Regions from separate parts of the Homo sapiens genome. Here region 2 is linked to region 1. The links are chromatin loops, found by intact Hi-C in ENCODE. Cell type or tissue: Calu3. All regions are shown on one strand. Links, peaks and the distances in the headings refer to the core of each region. The heading gives the core; the rest is flanking DNA.

Region 1 (8,340 bases), core at 169-8,168:
AGCACTGGGTGTAATCATTGTTCATGGGGTATCATGGCTTCTAGGCCATCTCAGCAATAGAACCAGTATATACACATACATGTATATATCTGTATCTATAGCTGTATATCTATTTGTATATAACTGTATATCTAGTACCATGAGTTCATACTAATACATTCTATTCCAAACCAGCACCACAGTGTTCATTCTAACAGTCTCCTTTCCTTTATTTGTAACTTCTTTCTCTGACAGTGAGAAACCTGGTTCTCATTGTTCATGGTGAGTCCTAGAATACACATAAGGCCATTTAAAAATTGTAAATTTCACTCCTCTGAAAAACAAATTTACAAAGTAGAGTACAATATTGTACACTTTATAGTCAAAACACTGTTTTCCAAAGTTACTTAGAATTGTTCTTTCTTCTCTGCCCTCTTCAGTTTGGTTACATTGAGCACCCATTTTATTTATTTATTTATTTTCTTCGATATTTATTTATTTATTTATTTATTTATTTATTGAGACGGAATCTCACTCTGTCGCCCAGGCTGGAGTGCAGTGGCACAATCTCCGCTCACTGCAAGCTCCACCTCCCGGGTTCACGCCATTCTCCTGCCTCAGCCTCCCAAGTAGCTGGGACTACAGGCGCCGGTCACCATGCCTGGCTAATTTTTTTGTATTTTTAGTAGAGACGGGGTTTCACTGTGTGAGCCAGGATGGTCTTGATCTCCTGACCTTGTGATCCGCCCTCCTTGGCCTCCCAAAGTGCTGGGATTACAGGTGTGAGCCACCGCGCCCAGCCTAACTTTTATTTTAAGTTCAGGGATACATGTGCAGGGTGTGCAGGTTTGTTGCATAGGTAAACATGTGCCATGGTGGTTTGCTGCACAAATCAACCCATCACCTAAGTATTAAGCTATTAAGCCCAGCATTCATTAGCTATTCTTCCTGATGCTCTGTCTCCCTGCCCCTCCAACAGGCCCCAGTGTGTGTTGTTCCCCGCCATGTGTCCATGTGTTCTCATCATTCAGCTCCCACTTATAAGTGAGAACATGCAGATGCACCCATTTTAAATACAGATACACAGAGAGATTAGAAGTAAATAAAAGGATGAAAAGAGATATACCATGCAAACACTAAGCACAAGAAGCTAAGTGGCTATATTAACATCACATAAAGCAGACATACTCCAAGCAAAAGCTTACAACTGAAAGTAAAAATAGACAAATCCATAACTATTGTTGGAAACATCAACACTCCTGTCTTAATAAGTGGTAGAACAAATAGACAAAAAGTCAGTAAAGATATACAAGATTTGAACAATACTATCAACCAACTTGATCTAATTGGCATTTATAGAATACTCCATCCAATAAAGCAAAAAATTTTCTTTTCAATGCATACGGTTCATTCACCAACATAGACTATATACTGGGTCATAAAAGAAGTCTCAATAAATGTAAAAGGATTTAAATAATACAGAGTATTATTTAAAGTAGAATAAAATCAGAAATTAATTACAGAAAAATACCTGAAATATCCCTCCTAATATTCTGAAGTTAAACAGCATACTTCTAAATAATCCATGGGTCAAAGAAGAAATCATAAGATTCTTTAGAAAATACTTTGAGCTGAATGATCACGAAAACACCATATCAAAATTTGTGGGATGCATTTAAAGATGTGCTTTAAAGGGAAATAAATGGCTTTAATGGTAAAAATAGAAAAGTATAAAATAAAAGATCTAAGCTCCCACCTTAAAAAACTAGAAAAAGAAGAGCTAATTTATCCCTAAATAGAAAAAAGGAAATAATAAAGATAATAATAAAGAAATCAATAAAATAAAAAGTGTAAAACATTCATGAACTAAAAGCTGGTTTTTTGAAAGATTAATAAAGTTGATACAACCCTGGCTAGACTGATAAAAAGAATAAGACAGGCTGGGCGTGGTGGCTCAAGACTGTAATGCCAACACTTTGGGGGCCAAGGCAGGAGGATCACTTGAGCCCAGGAGTTCGAGACCATCCTGAGCAATATAGTGAGACCTCATCTCCATCAAAAAATTTAAAAGCTAGCTGGGCATGGTGGCATGTGCCTGTAGTCCCAGCTACTTGGGAAGCTGAGGTAGAGGGATCACTTGAGTCCAAGAAAGTTGAGGCTGCAGTGAATGCACCACTGTACTCCAGCCTGGGTGACAGAGTGAGACCCTGCCTCAAAAAAAAAAAAAAAAGACTAAGACACAAGTTAGCAATATCATAAATAAAACAGAGACAAATACTACCAATGCTACAAATACTGAAATAATAAGATAATAAGCAAATGTGAAGATCTTTATGCCAATAAATGCAACAACTTAGAGGAAAAGAATAGATTTCTTGAAATGGTGATCTATGTGATGCCATTCCTTGTCCACTATAGTCCAGATCCACCTCTCCAGTGTATTGCGGAAGATTTGAACAACACTATCAACGGGAATTCCAGTGGGATGCTCTTGCTGAAGGAAACTTAAGAGGAAAATTGCAGCTGATCTTGAAGCTACAAGTATACTCATTGCTTCCCTCTTCCCCAGTTTATTCTAGATTTCCCCCACTCTCAGGTCACGCTTATGCTGGTCTTAGTGGTTCAAATGATGACACAATGCAGACACTCATCTCTGCAGTGTCTCAATGTCTGGTCACCATACCTTTCTCAGGACAGATCTGCTGCACTTGCCCAGCTACCATCAAAACTGGGAAAGCGAATACCAGGAGGGATCCAAGTGGATCTTCTGGTTCCCCTTTATTCCTCCCTACCCTCATTGTGCAGCAGAAAACCATAAGTTTCTCCTAATGATGAGGGCCAATTCTCCTTGATAAAATGAAGACCCCTCTTCTTGCCTGCTGGCCATGAAGAACTTGACATGCCTAGGTGGCAGATGCAGCTTATGGTTCAAGTGGGTTCTTGGCATAAGTGTTCCTCTCTTTGGGGACCCAGACCTCTAAGTTTGCAGAGCCCAGAGTTGCAAGAAGATGAAACTCACCAGCTAGAGGTGATAGGTGGAATCACCCCTTTGGATGCATGCATTCCTCTTTTTGGGGATGCAGATCCACCTAATAGTTTTCAGTTTGTATACAACATCCTGGAGGATAGTGTCCCATCTTGATTCAGTGTCACCTGTGAACTGGAACTTCAGCTGTGCCTTCAGCAGGCCATTGCAAGCCTATGAGGTCAGAAGCTTTTGGGTGGTAAGTGTGATATAACCAGTAGATCTTGTGATCACAGGCCTGCTCCTATACCTCCTTCCCTGGAAAGTGGGCCCCCTGGTCTGATGTGATGTGCAAATGGGTCATATTTTCTGTAAGTTCTCAGATGGAGGTGCTGTCAGGAAAGGCAAACCCATATGTAAAATATGTGTCCATTTCTGTCCAAACACATTTCTGGCCCTTCCTTAATGCAAAAGGACAGATATAGTCAACTTCCCACTTCCTGGCTGCCTGGTCCCCTCAAGGAATGGTGTCATGTCTGGGGCTTAGCATTGGTCTCTGTTGCTGGAAGGTTGGCCACTTGGTGGCAGCAATAGCTCGATCAGCCTCTACGGGTGGAAGCCCATGCTGCTGGGCCCAGGCAGAGCCTTCATCTCTGCCACTGTGGTGACTTTGTTATTGTGCCACTTGTCAGCACTAGAGTAGGCATTTAAGATTTTCAGAAGCATCAACTCAGATGACTCTGTCACATGTGCCCCATTCTTTCCCAATCAGAGCTCTGGCCTGGGCATAGCAGACCTACTTTGGTTGGGAATTCAATCTTTGGAGCTGGTCTGCTCTGATGATTAGATCCTAGGCTTGGTCCTTAGTCTCCTTGCCCTCCCACTGCAGAGATGAGCCCTTCTTTGTGTGCTGCTAAAGAAGCCCCCCTGGCTTTCACACTTGGCTTTCAATGACCTGCTAATCACTCAGCCATTTGTTAATTTTTTTCTAGAGCTGTGATAGAGCTTATATCTCTATATACTAGTTTCCCCTGATTTTTCAAATGCTTGATATGTTCTACCACTTAGTGCATTTGCCTTTGCAGTTTCAGCTATAAAATAGAAACCTTGCGCTAGATGTCTATCTCTACTTGGACCATATCTCACTCCCTTTACCTTTTTACTCCCTCTTGCCTGGAATGCTGTCATCATGCTTGAGGCCAAGCAACCTGTGACAAGGTAGTCACAAGCACACAGGACATGACTAAGCAGCAAGACAAAGAAATCATCCCAGATAGCAATGTGGAGCAACGGTACCACTCTAGACAACCAACCTTTGATCTTACCATTATACAACAAAAATGAAACCAGCTGAAGCCACTAGATTTTTTATTTCTGTTTCAAAAAAATGTAACTCATCTTAACTGTGTTGATTATCAAAATATTATACTAAGCATTTTTTAAATTTAGATGAAATTAACAAGTTCATGAGAATCACTTGCCAAATTAATTAGTACTGGCTTATGAAGAGAAATTTAATCTGTGGTTTAAAATTTTCTCATAGCACACCCAGAAATCCTAGATTTTAACCATCAAGTTTCATCAACCACTTATGGAACAGATCATTGCAAATGTACGTATATTTTTCCAGAAAACAGAAAATAATGGTACACTCTTTAATCATTTTTTGATTATTATATCTTGATTGCAAAAGCAGGAACAAGAAGGCAGTATGAAAAATTGCAGGCCAATCTCATTCATGAACTTGATAGGCTCAAAGCAAAAGGAATTTATTGATGGCATTTTTAAAAATATAATAAATTTATAATTAAATTGGGTTAATCCCAGTAATACAAGGTTAGTTAACATTTAAAAAATTATCAGTGTAAATTTTTCACATCAGCAGATTAGTGAAGAAAAACCACATGATTCTCACAGGTGTGGAAAAAGCATTTAGTGAAATGTTATATTCATTCGAGATAAAACTCTTTGCAAACTAGAAATGGAAGGGGAATTATTTAACCAGATAGAAAATATCTTCAATAAACCTATAGAAAACATCATACTTAAAGTGACATATTATAGTAGTTTCTTCAAAATCAAGAACAAATCAAGAACGTCTGCTTTTATCACTTTTATTCAATATCATAATTAGGGTCCTAGCCAGAAACAATTAAGAAGGAAGAAATGAAGCTGTTATGATCATCAATATGGAAAACAGAAAATAATCCATAGGTAAATTATTAGAATTAATATATGTTTAACAACATTGCAGGATATATAGAAAACACTGTATTTTATAGTAGGCAAGAAACAAAATATAAATTTTAAATAATGCCTTTTTTATAAAAGCAACCATGAAAAATCATATAGCTGAACATAAAGCTCAGAAAATATAGGAAGAAAATGTGGAAAAAATTATAACTCTTTTGGAAAACTTTTGAAGAAGTCCCAAATAAATGGATAGGAATTGTTATGGTTAGAAAACCTTGGTATTATAATGATGCCAATTGTGTCTAATAGACCTATTGGTTCTACAAAATTGAAGCTCAATAGCTTTTTTCTTAGAATTTGTTAAAATAATTCCAAAATGTACATGGTAGAACAAAGAACCAGCATAGCCTAGATGCTTCCAAAGAAGAAGAATAGGATACAGTAACATTATTATTATAAAGTTAGAGTAACTAAGACAGTATGGTTTGGGTACAGGGATATAAACTAGAATAATGAAACAGAAGACAGAGCCTAGAAACAGAGACACACCTATGAAGAAACGTGACCATGTCAGAGACAACATTGCAAATCAGTGAGAGATGGATCGACCATCCAACAAAATGGTGCTGTTTCAAAGTTATCCATATGAAAAAATATAGAATTAAATATTCATATCCAATTGGTGGATACCTCATGCTATACTAAAAGAAGCCATTTCGGATGAATTAGACTTAAATGTGAGAAGCTAAACTTTTACAACTGTAAGAAGAAGAAAATATAGGAGAAAGTCTACAAATGAGTGAGAGAAAGGGTTTTCTTAAGCAAGATATTCAAAGTGCTTTAAAAAGATATTAAAAATGATTGATAAGTGAGCCTATGTTAAACTTCAAAACTTTTTTTTCTCAAAGTACTCCAAAAAGAATGAAAAGATAATTCAAAAACTGGAAAAATATATTTTCCACACAGATGACTGATGAGGGATAGAAATAGAATATATAAAGAATATCTATGAATCAATCAGTTAAAGACACTCCAGTAAAAACCTGGCCAAAAGTCATAAGTATTTCACAGGAGAATAAAACCTGATATGTAATAAACATGTTAAAAATGGTCATGTTAATAGTATGATAATTAGGAAACTGCAAATTAAAATCATAATGAGATGTCATGTTGCAACTATCAAAAAGGCAAAATGTAATAAATCAGACAATATCAAATGGATATGAACAAAGAAATGTTTATGTACTCTACTTGGGAGTGTTAAGTGGTATCAGCATTTTGGGAAAAAATTTGTACTATATTCTAAAGTTGAAAATACTTATAACATATAAACTGGCACTTTCACTCCTAGGCCTATAATTCCCCAGATAAATCCTGACTCCTGTGTTCTAGGAGTCACACAGCATGTTCATAGCAGCCTGGTGGCAATAGCAAAACACTGAAAGCATTCTGCGAGTCCATGGACAGGAGTATGCGGAAACACGTCACATAACGAACTATATCATCAATGTGGCTCAGTCTCAGGAACTTAATTTTGAATAAGAAAAACAAGTCACAGAAGTATACCGATAGCATGATTCTGTTGAAGTTAAGTATAAAATCTGGCAAAACGCAACAAAATATGTTTAGGCAAACATATATCCATGTCAAAATGATAAAGAAAACCAAGGGAATAATAAACACAAAATTCTAGATGATGGTTACCTTTGTCAGAAGAAAATATTTTTCCTATCACTGCATAACAAATTACTCTGATACTCAGTAACTTAAAGCAACAGGTATTTATCATCTCATAGTTTCTATGGATCACGAATCTGGGTTTTCCATCTCCGAAAGAGACTCTTACAGGTTGCAAGGTGTCACCTGGGGCTGCAGGCAACTCAAGACTCTACTGGAAAGAAACCACTTCTAGGTGCCCTCACGTGATTGTTGGCAGGATTCAGTTCCTCGTGAGCTGTTGGACTGAATTCTCAGATCCTTGATAGCTTTTGGCCAAAGCCCACACTCAGTTTTGTGCCATGGCACTGGCTTTATTAGAGTGGGTGAGCGATGGAGCAAGAGGCAGGCCAGAAAGAAGCCAGAGTCTTTTATAACCTAATCTCAGAATGACAACCTGTTGCTTTTGCCGTATTCTATTCATTACAAACAAGTTACTAGGGCCAGCCCACACTCAAGGGGATGGAATTACCCAAGAGTATTCCAGGAGGCAGGAATTACTGAGAGCCCTTTTAGAAGCTGCCTACCTCATATCTATCTGTGTGTGTGTGTGTGTGTGTGTGTGTGTGTGTGTGTGTGTGTGTGTGTTTCTGTATTAAATCTTCCGTAGCAACAAAACCTCCTCAGTAGCTCTCTGGGAACTTCAGGATCAAAAAAGCAGGTAACCCCATGCTAAGAGGCTCAGTTCCGTGACCTGGCCCTGTTTTCTCTTCCTTCCTCCCCTGTCTTTCCTATCAGACAATTGATTTAAGTTTCCCAAATAAGTAAGGCTGTTAAGCCTCCAAGCACTTTTCCATGCTGCACTCCACCTAAAGTGTCCTCACTTACCTTCTCCACTCATCTGGTGAACAAGCATCCCATCTCCCAGAAAGCCTTCTCTGCCCCTGCTCCTCATCTTCCCCCACCCTCAGGCCTGTGCTGGGTTCTGCTGATCTCATGGTAGCTTGGGTATTCGCTCCCTTCCACTCTGGGCTCTTGAAGAGTAGGGCCCTGCCTCCCTGGTACCAGGCCCAGAGCCGGGCACATAAACCACTGTCAGTGAAACTGTGCTGACTGAATGATGGGACATTGATACTTCTGCAGCAAAGCATATGCGTAGTCATAGCAAGGGAGTAAATCGAGGCCATAAAGAGCCTTATGGCAGTTCAGGTGGGGCTTTGTTGCCAAAGAAGTTATTTTAAAAACTCAGTTTTCAGAGCTTTTGACCTTTAGAATTTTAGATAAGGGATTGTGGTTGCTTGAAATATCCAGCATTATTGTAAGGCTTTTTTAAGTTAGACTTTTTATTTTGTGAAAAACATTTAAACCCACAAAAAGCTTCTAGTGTATTGCACTTAATTTCCATATATCCTTCATTTCTTCCATTTTTATTTATTTATTATTTGACACATAATAATTGTACATGTTTGTGGAGTACAGAGTAATATTTTGATACATGTATGCAATATGTAATGATCAATTCAGGGTAATTAGCATATCCATCACCT
Region 2 (8,340 bases), core at 42-8,041, 280 kb after region 1:
CCTCCCCTCTGCTCCTCTCCTCTTCCCCTCCACACAGCCAGCTTCATCAGTTTTTCAGGCCCAGCTAGGTGTCTCCTCTGGGAAGCCTGTTTGGATGCCCCTCACCCCAGACTGGTTCGGCAACCCTCAGTGCTCCACATGAGGAGTCAATGAGATATTTCATCAAAAGCATGGAGCACAGCGTCTGCCCCAGTTCAGCAGGTATTTTTGGAAGACCTATCCTCTGTCAGTCAGCGGGGGATATAAATGTGAAAGACGCACACTCCCAGCCCTCTGGATGTTTGGGATGGCAGGGTGACAAACTGGGACACCCCTGCTTGCATATACTATGCTGTGAGCCATGACGGCAGCAGGAACTGGGTAGGCTCATAGAAGAGGATGTGGGAACTGGGGATTCAGGGCGGGCTTCCTGGAGGAGGTGACCCTAGGATCAGTTACAGTGTTGGTCAGATTTCGGGAGCAGAGGGTGAGAGTAGAGTTGCCAGCAAACGGTGGAGCATAGGCGAGAAACATCCTGTGGGGTGGGATGGCTCAGAGCAGCTCAGAACAGTGAGAACCAAGTTGGGATTGGGGTCAAGATGGAGCTGGGGAGACTTCTCCTCACAGCTTCTATGTGTCAGGACCTGTTTTGAATGCCTGGTATTGGGAAGGCCCCTTGTGAACTGATGCTATGTCCTGGTGACTCAGGGAGGTACAAATAGTACAGGGTGATCTCACACTCTGAACTAGTAGACACAGTTGACAGGCCCAGATACCAGAGGAAGCAGCAGATAAAATCTTTCTGGAGAGAAGGTCTCATTCTGATCTTTATCTGTGGTTTTCAAACCACTGCTTCCTTGGGTCATGGGTGGGTCATTTGCACCCAACCACCATGGTTCCCAAATGGCAGCCACAACAGGCCTCACCCCGGGTGCTTATAGATGAACTAGCAAACTGTGGGCACTCTAGGACACCCACTGTCCTCACCTGTGCCCCTCCATTTCTGTGTCACTCATATTATCCTGTCTCCTTAGCTGCTTCTGTCCCTGGCCCAGACTCCAAGGGAGTGTGCCCACAGGCATGGCCAAGGGGCCAGGACTTGGTAGATTTCACAAAAGAGCAGAATCAAGGACTGAGCCAGCCAGAAGGGCCAGGTCACTAAGAGACTGCCTTAGCACTTTTCTATATTTCCGTGCTCTTGTGCTAATCCCCCTGTAGTGAATTCCCTCTGAACACCTGGGCTGTGTTAGCCATCCTAGCACCTTCCAACTACTGGAAAGAAAGTGGCCCTAGGAGCAACCAAAGGGCTAATGTTGGGTGGGTGAATCACCAGTTCTGTATCTCTGTGATTGTTGTTTTGGTAACACAAGTAATGAAGGGAAATACGTTCACTGTAAAAAAAAAAAAAATGCTTACCTAGACAGCATAGAAATACAGAAATATATATTTCTATACATATAGAATACATTAATATGTGCTTACTATAAATACATATGCAGTCATGTACCACATAATGACTTCCATCAACGACAGAACACATATATGACAGTGGTGCCATATTATAATACCATATTTTTACTGTATTCTTTCTAAGTCGAGATATGTTTAGATACACAAGTACTTACCATTGTGTTACAACTGCTTACAACATTCAGTGCGGTAACATGCAGTTCAGGTTTGTAGCCTAGGAGCGGCAGGCTGACCAAATAGCCTAGGTGTGTAGAAAGCTCTACCATCTAGGTTTGTGTAAGTGCACTCTATGATGTTTACACTATGACAAAATTGCCTAAGGGCCATCTCTCAGTGCCTCCCCATTGTTACGCAACTCATGACTGTACGTATATGTGTGTGCGAATATACAAACAAGTAAAAATACTTTTTCACACCCCATTCCATCCTTTCCCAGAGGAAAACCACTGCTGTGTTATGATGGATAACCTTCTAGACATTTTTTCTATGCATTTACGTAATAAACAAATCCCTGTATATTTATGCATTTATGGTTTGTTTTTTTTCTTTACACAAAGAGGATTATATCAGTATACAGTGACTTGGTGTATTCACTTCACTTAATTTATCTTTGATTCTTTTCCCTTCTTTTTAACTGGGATAGAACATTCCACAGTAGGGACATAACGTTCTGTTCTGCTAGAGATGGATATTTAGGTTATTTCCCTTTTTTGTTATTACAAACAGCACTGCAGGGAATCTCTTTGGCCACACATTTTTGTGCGTGGGCATCGCTATCTTTATAGATACAGAATGGATTCCAAGACGTAGAATAACGAGATCGGGGGTAGTGCACATATACCATTTTGATGGCTACTGCCAAACACTCCCGAGAGGTGCCGGTTTCCACCCTCCCCATGATGTTTGGAAGCGTCAGGTTTCTCACACCCTTCCCAATATTGAGTGTTATCATTAAAACATGATTTTCCAGTTTGATGAGGAAAAATTATTAATATAGTCCACTGTTTGATTTATATTTCTTTAATTATGAATAAACAATTATGAAAAACAGTATCACACTGTTGTTTTATCTGTATCTAATTATGAACAAACTTAAGCATCTCTTCATGTGTTTATTGGCCATTGGTATTTATTTTTCTGCGATTAGCCTGTTCATATCCTTTAATGATTTTTCAGGTGTAGGGTCTCTTATGGACTTTGGATATTAATCATTTGTCTGTTAGGTTAGTTGCAAATATTTTTCTCTCAGTGTGTTGCCTTTTATCTTTGTTTATGGCATCTGTTTGCCAAAGGGAAGTTTTAAATATTTATGTAGAAGAATTTGTAGAAGTAATTAGGGAATTTACATTGATTTAGGCTGGTGGTTGGTCCCTGTTTTAGCTATTGTTCGTGCGCATGTGTAGATATTATGGTGATTAATAAATCTTTTAGAAGTTAAAAAGATCTGTGAGCACACTTATTTTCATGTGTTTCCCTCAAAGGGCGGATGCTGAAAGTATGACTATACTGTGTTGGGAGTTCTAGAGGATCTATGATGCTACAAAGACATTCCCTAGGCACGGAGAGATTAGGGACCACTGAGACAGAAGCTGTTCATGAGGGATAGATGGCTGGGCAGCCCCACATTTCCATTCTTACAGATTAGCATCCGAAAGAAAAAGAGCACCTCTTCTAGAGTCTGTATATCACCTGTCTCGAGGAAAGGGAGTCCAGTTGCCCCATTACTACCCTTATTGACTCTGGTCACATGTCCACCCCTGCCAGGGGGTGGGGACACTGTGATTGACAGTCCAGCCTGACCACACGTGGTGGTGAAGGGTCAGCTCACTAATGGAATGAGGGTAGTAGATGGACAAGCACACAGATTGCAAGACCCACACATGCCACGCCGAAGACAGTGGCAGGGAAGCTGGCCTGAAGTCAAGGAGTAAGCGTGAGACAGGCTTTCACCCACCACACATGCCTTGGTCCTTGGCTTTCTTCTGTAAAGTGCTCTCATGGGTTAGATGAGCGACTCTGAAGGCCCACAAAGCATAAAGCAGATGATGATAAATGGGATATGTCAGACACCCACATCTGGCACCTAGCAGGTCTTCAATGAGGAATGATGGTTTTCCTCCTTCTTGTTGTTACTGGAATTAAAGGGCATTAGGAAGAGGTAATCAGGTCCTAAGAAGTTAGTGTGTGAGTTCTTCCTCCAACTGCCCTGAGAGAGGCCCCTTTGCTTGGGAGGCTCCCCTGGTGTTGAATAGATGATAAGGAGAGGGTAGTGGCAGTGACGAAGGGGCAGGACACAGTGGGGCTCAGAAGCCCTTCTTGAATGGGAAGCTGACTTCTGCTCCACTGAAGTGCACCTTGATTCTCAGTGTAAGAATAGCTCCTCAAAGTGAAATCCAGCCCTGCGCTGGGCCTTGCAGCTGGCCTGGCGCCCCAGGAACTGTGCGTCACAACCTGCCTTACTTCGTTTCAGTCCACCTGATCCCGGTGTCGACTCCTAAGAATGGAATGAGTAGCAAGAGTCGAAAGAGAATCATGCCCGACCCTGTGACGGAGCCCCCTGTGACAGACCCCGTTTATGAAGCTCTTTTGTACTGCAACATCCCCAGCGTGGCCGAGCGCAGCATGGAAGGTAGGCCTGACTGTGCCACCAGGACAGATACCCCTTTGGGGACTAGTTATTCCAGCAGCATTGCACAGCAGTAAGGAGCAAGATGGCCAGGACCCAAGTCCTGCAGTTGCCACCAGGCTGTGCCCTTGAATGAGTTCCTGGGTCCTTGCATTCTCCTCTATAAAATGGGAGTAACTCACAGGACTTATGCCTGGGACTGGGGAGGTTTCAGTAACTGCTCTGAACATACCACGTGGCTCACGATCAACCCACCACAAATGTTTGCCATCATCATGATCTTTAGTGAGACAGCAGCAAGGTAGAAAGGTGGCCTTGGCAGGCACTAGTGCAGCACATTGAGACACTCTGCTTTTCAGGGTAGCCTCTTGGGACTCAGGATGTCCACAGGATGTCCTGCTGGCGTCTTGCCATAGAAGTGAGGCAATTTCTACAAGTTTTGCTTTTGTAAAAGTGTATCAGAGCATAGTGTTGAATCCTTATTGATCTCTTTATGCCTTCTCTGGTCTCATGAAAGATTTAAAGCAGAAATCATTGTTTCTAGTATTTCCGTGGCTCTCTCCCTGGTCTGTGCATGTGAGTGAGGCCACATTAGTAGTCATGCCCGCATTTCACCAGCCTCCCGTTGTTTCCAGGAGGTCTGGGACATAATCAGCCTACTCATGTTCCTCTGTCCCGCCTTGTAAGACTATTCAGTGGCCCCCATCCAGAATGGCAGCCAGGGCCCCTTCACTGTGGTGGCTCTGCAAACCCACGGTGGCCCCTGCTGCCTCCGGCTCAGATTCCCAGCCCAAATGTGGCCAGGTCATCCCCTTGGCCCCCTTCTAAAAGGATTGACACCTATTGAGTGATAACCAGACAATGTGCTTCTCTCGCGCAGGTCATGCCCCGCATCATTTTAAGCTGGTCTCAGTGCATGTGTTCATTCGCCACGGAGACAGGTACCCACTGTATGTCATTCCCAAAACAAAGCGACCAGAAATTGACTGCACTCTGGTGGCTAACAGGTAAATTGCACTTTTTCTAAAAGTCATTTTCAAGTGTCTGTTATATCCTGTAGGATAGAGAATGACAGGACCTACACTTGGTGAACCATACTGTTTGCAGGAGCCTGAGCTCAGAGCAGTCCTACATGTGAGTGCCATTATACAGTTGAAAAGATGGAGGCCCACAGAGGCGGGGACACCTGTTTGAAGCAACACAGCAGATATACTGAGCCCAGGCCAGTCTGAGGCTCACCCTCCCACCCTGATGTTTTTCACTTTAATAAACAGTTGGGACACAGTACAGTGAGCACTGAGTTAAGAGTCCTCCGCCCCAGCTCACCTGCTCCATTCAGAGCAGCGGGCAAGCCCCTTAGTGTCCTCTGAGCCTCAGCCTCCTACCTCTGAAACGGGGATCACAAGGCTCCCCATGCAAAGTTGGGGCAAAGAGTAAGTGAGATGACACAGACAAATGCACGTTAGCAATTGCAGAGCCATATAAATGTAAGAATTATTTCACCCTTCTAATTTTTCACTGGAGTAGAGGCAGCCTGTTCTTGGTTGAAAGCCCTTAGGATGAAAAATAATTGAACAGAGTGTGGAAATTGTATGGAAATGGCATGGCTCTAAAATTAGAGGCATAGTTAGCAATAAAATATTGGGCTAGACCTCAGCAAATGTGTCTGGAGGCACATAACATTCTAGCAGAGTTTAGTGAATGAGGTCAGGAGATGAAGTGCTCAGTGGGGAAGACGTTATTTTGATGGAATGCTTCTGGGATGCCAGCCTGCCCCGGGAGGGCGAGCCTGGTGGAGCCATGGATTACCTCACTACAGCCAGGGCTGTTCTTTAAAAGTGACACTTTGTAGCTCGTCTTGCAGGGCCCCTGTCACAGTGATGCCAGGACCCTCTAATGGGGCCATTTTTGGCGCTCCCATTTGAGAGGTTCAGTTCCTAGGGACCAGTTGGCCTGGCTGCCTCTGCCCTCATTTTCCTTTGCCTAGTTTTATTTTATTGAACATTCTGTATTTTTAGAAGCCACTTTAAATCCTTTGTGTGAAGAGGGTGGAGTATGCATAGTTACTTAATGTCATTTAATTAATTTAATCTTTAAAAACAGTAATAGTTGACTCATCATTATAAACAGGTACTTAAGAGTAAGAGTGAGCAGGAACCCCGGTGAAGGGGACCCTCTCTAGGCTGCTGACTCCCCCAGGACTGTGGGATCTGGGTCACGAGCAATACCTGCTGTCTTCCCAGGTGCTACTTCAGCTTTAAAAATTACTAATGTTGTGATCTCCTAAAAGGTGGTGTGCCCTGGAGCATGCCCATTATTCTAGTCTAGTGAAACGGAATACTGTGGCCAGCAGGCAGGGTGCAGTGAGCTGAACCAAGCACTAGCTGGCGGTCCACAAGTTTGTTGCCCCAGGGTTTCCATCCACGATGCCACACCCTGTGACTCTCAAAGCCTTTGTAGTAGAAGCTGCCTCTTTGTGAATGCCATGTGCTTTATAAGGAAGGTGCTATTTTAACCCTCATAGTATTACATTTAGCCAGCATTAAGGTTATTAGTTATTTATATGCCATATTTAGTAAATGCTTTTTTGCATTCATAAATATGAATTAAATATGCTTTTCTACATCCAAGGAGGAGAAAACATCCACTTTGATCAGCATTTATTGCACAAATTTTAGTTTTATGCTTCTATCATGTGCCAGGTACCAGAAGGCAGTACACAAGCAGGCACCTACATGAAGTGAAGGGGCCAGCCCTGTGATGGTCCGGGGACAGAGCGTTCCCTATGGAGTAAGCAGCAAGTGCAGGGGGCCCGAGGCTGAAAGAACTGGGCAGGTGTGAGCCACAATAAGACCAGGGTATGGCTGGGCTGGAGCAGTGATGGAGGGAGTAGGCTTCTGAGGAGTCGAAGAAGAAAGGCCGCTTGTTGGGGCTGCCTCTGCCCTCAGGGAGCTCAGCACATTTACAGAGACAGGCCCGGTGCCCAGGACACGGCAGCCCTCAGTGAATAGCTGGCACAGGTGGCAGCAGTGGTGGCAGCATTAGAGAAAGAAGAGGAAGAAATGGAAGAAGAGCAAGAAGTAGAAATGGAAGTAGTTTGGGTGCCATATTTGGGGGCATGAGCCAGAAGAGGGGCAGCCTGACCCCACCTGGGGCAGGGAGGGGACATGGGGTGGCAGATCAGGGAAGGCCACACAGAGAAAGGGACCAGAAAGGTGTGCAGGAGCAAGTCAGGCAGAAGCTGGTGCTGAATGGCCCCTTGGGTGGTGAGACCAACCCATGCAGTGTGAGGTGGTGGACAGCTTGGCACATTGGGGCCCTCAAAGTTAGTTTCACAGGCTTGAGCAGAAAGTTAGTTTCACAGGCTCAAGCGTGGAGTGGAAAACTGGGTAGGAACTAGGTTATCTGAGGCTTCGATACCCAGCAAGGGAGTATGTCCAGGCATGAAGGCAGTGAGAGAGCCGGGCAGTGAAAGGGATGAAAAGATGAAGGTCTCTGACAGCCATAGTGTGGAAGATGGATTGGAAGCTGGTGGCAGCTAGTGGTGTTATTATTAGGGTAGTGATCCAGAGGAGAGACTTCACTCAGAATCAGAATCCACATCCTTAAAGTGCCCCACAAGGCCTGAGTGCCCTTCCTCCACCCCTAACCCGCCTGACCTTGCCCTCCACTCTCCTCGTGCTCACTCACTGCGCTTCAGCCACAATGCTCCTAGCTCTTCCTTCCACATTCAGGCACTGTATGCTGCCTCAGGGCCTTTGCACAAACTGGTTTCTGTCTCTAGAAGGCTCTTCCCACAGAAAGCTTTATGGCCAGTCCTCTTACCTCCTTTAAGTCTTTGCTCAAATGTCACCTTCTCAATAAAACCTACTCAGAACACTCCAGTTAAAATGACAAGGTGCTCCTCCTTCCACCCTGGTCTCCCACAGCCCCCTTAGCCTGCTCTTCTCTTTGCCACAGCATCTGTTACTTTCTAACCCAGACAAACACACACACACACACACACACACACACACAGAGTGTTCATTGTGTATTGTCTGCTTCCCCAGGCTAGAATATAACCTCCCTAAGGGCAGAGATTTTTATTTGTTTTTGTTCACTGCTGCTGCATTCCAAGTGCTTAGGACAGTGACTGACATATGAGTGGTGGGGTGTGATTAAATGTTTGTTGAATGAATAAATGATGGCAGCTGAAACTCAGAAGTGGCAGCAGAGATGGAGAGAGTGAGTGGGTCTTAGAGAAGGTTACAAGGTGGGATCAATAG

The links. Hi-C counts contacts between places; a loop is a spot of excess contacts. Peaks named below come from ENCODE experiments on the same cell type or tissue, not always from the same donor. Only the 100,000 strongest peaks of a DNase experiment are listed, where the experiment ranks them.
Region 2: it touches region 1 in a loop (8-fold over the local background); 6 of 110 quality-filtered maps call a loop at or near these places.

What each region holds. Positions count from the first base shown.
Region 1 is chr3:140,996,700-141,005,039 of GRCh38, forward strand. No RefSeq gene overlaps it. Among named protein-coding and RNA genes, the nearest start is that of SPSB4, 50 kb to the right of the region's middle. RefSeq lists a silencer at 3,431-3,610. In Calu3, for the core only: a CTCF peak has its summit at 3,479 (motif pointing right); a DNase peak (open chromatin) is centred at 3,542.
Region 2 is chr3:141,274,423-141,282,762 of GRCh38, forward strand. PXYLP1 (2-phosphoxylose phosphatase 1) reads left to right here. Exons shown (of 6, transcript NM_001037172.3): 3 at 3,920-4,078; 4 at 4,956-5,082. Among named protein-coding and RNA genes, the nearest start is that of PXYLP1, 47 kb to the left of the region's middle. In Calu3, for the core only: a CTCF peak has its summit at 5,040 (motif pointing left); a DNase peak (open chromatin) is centred at 5,025.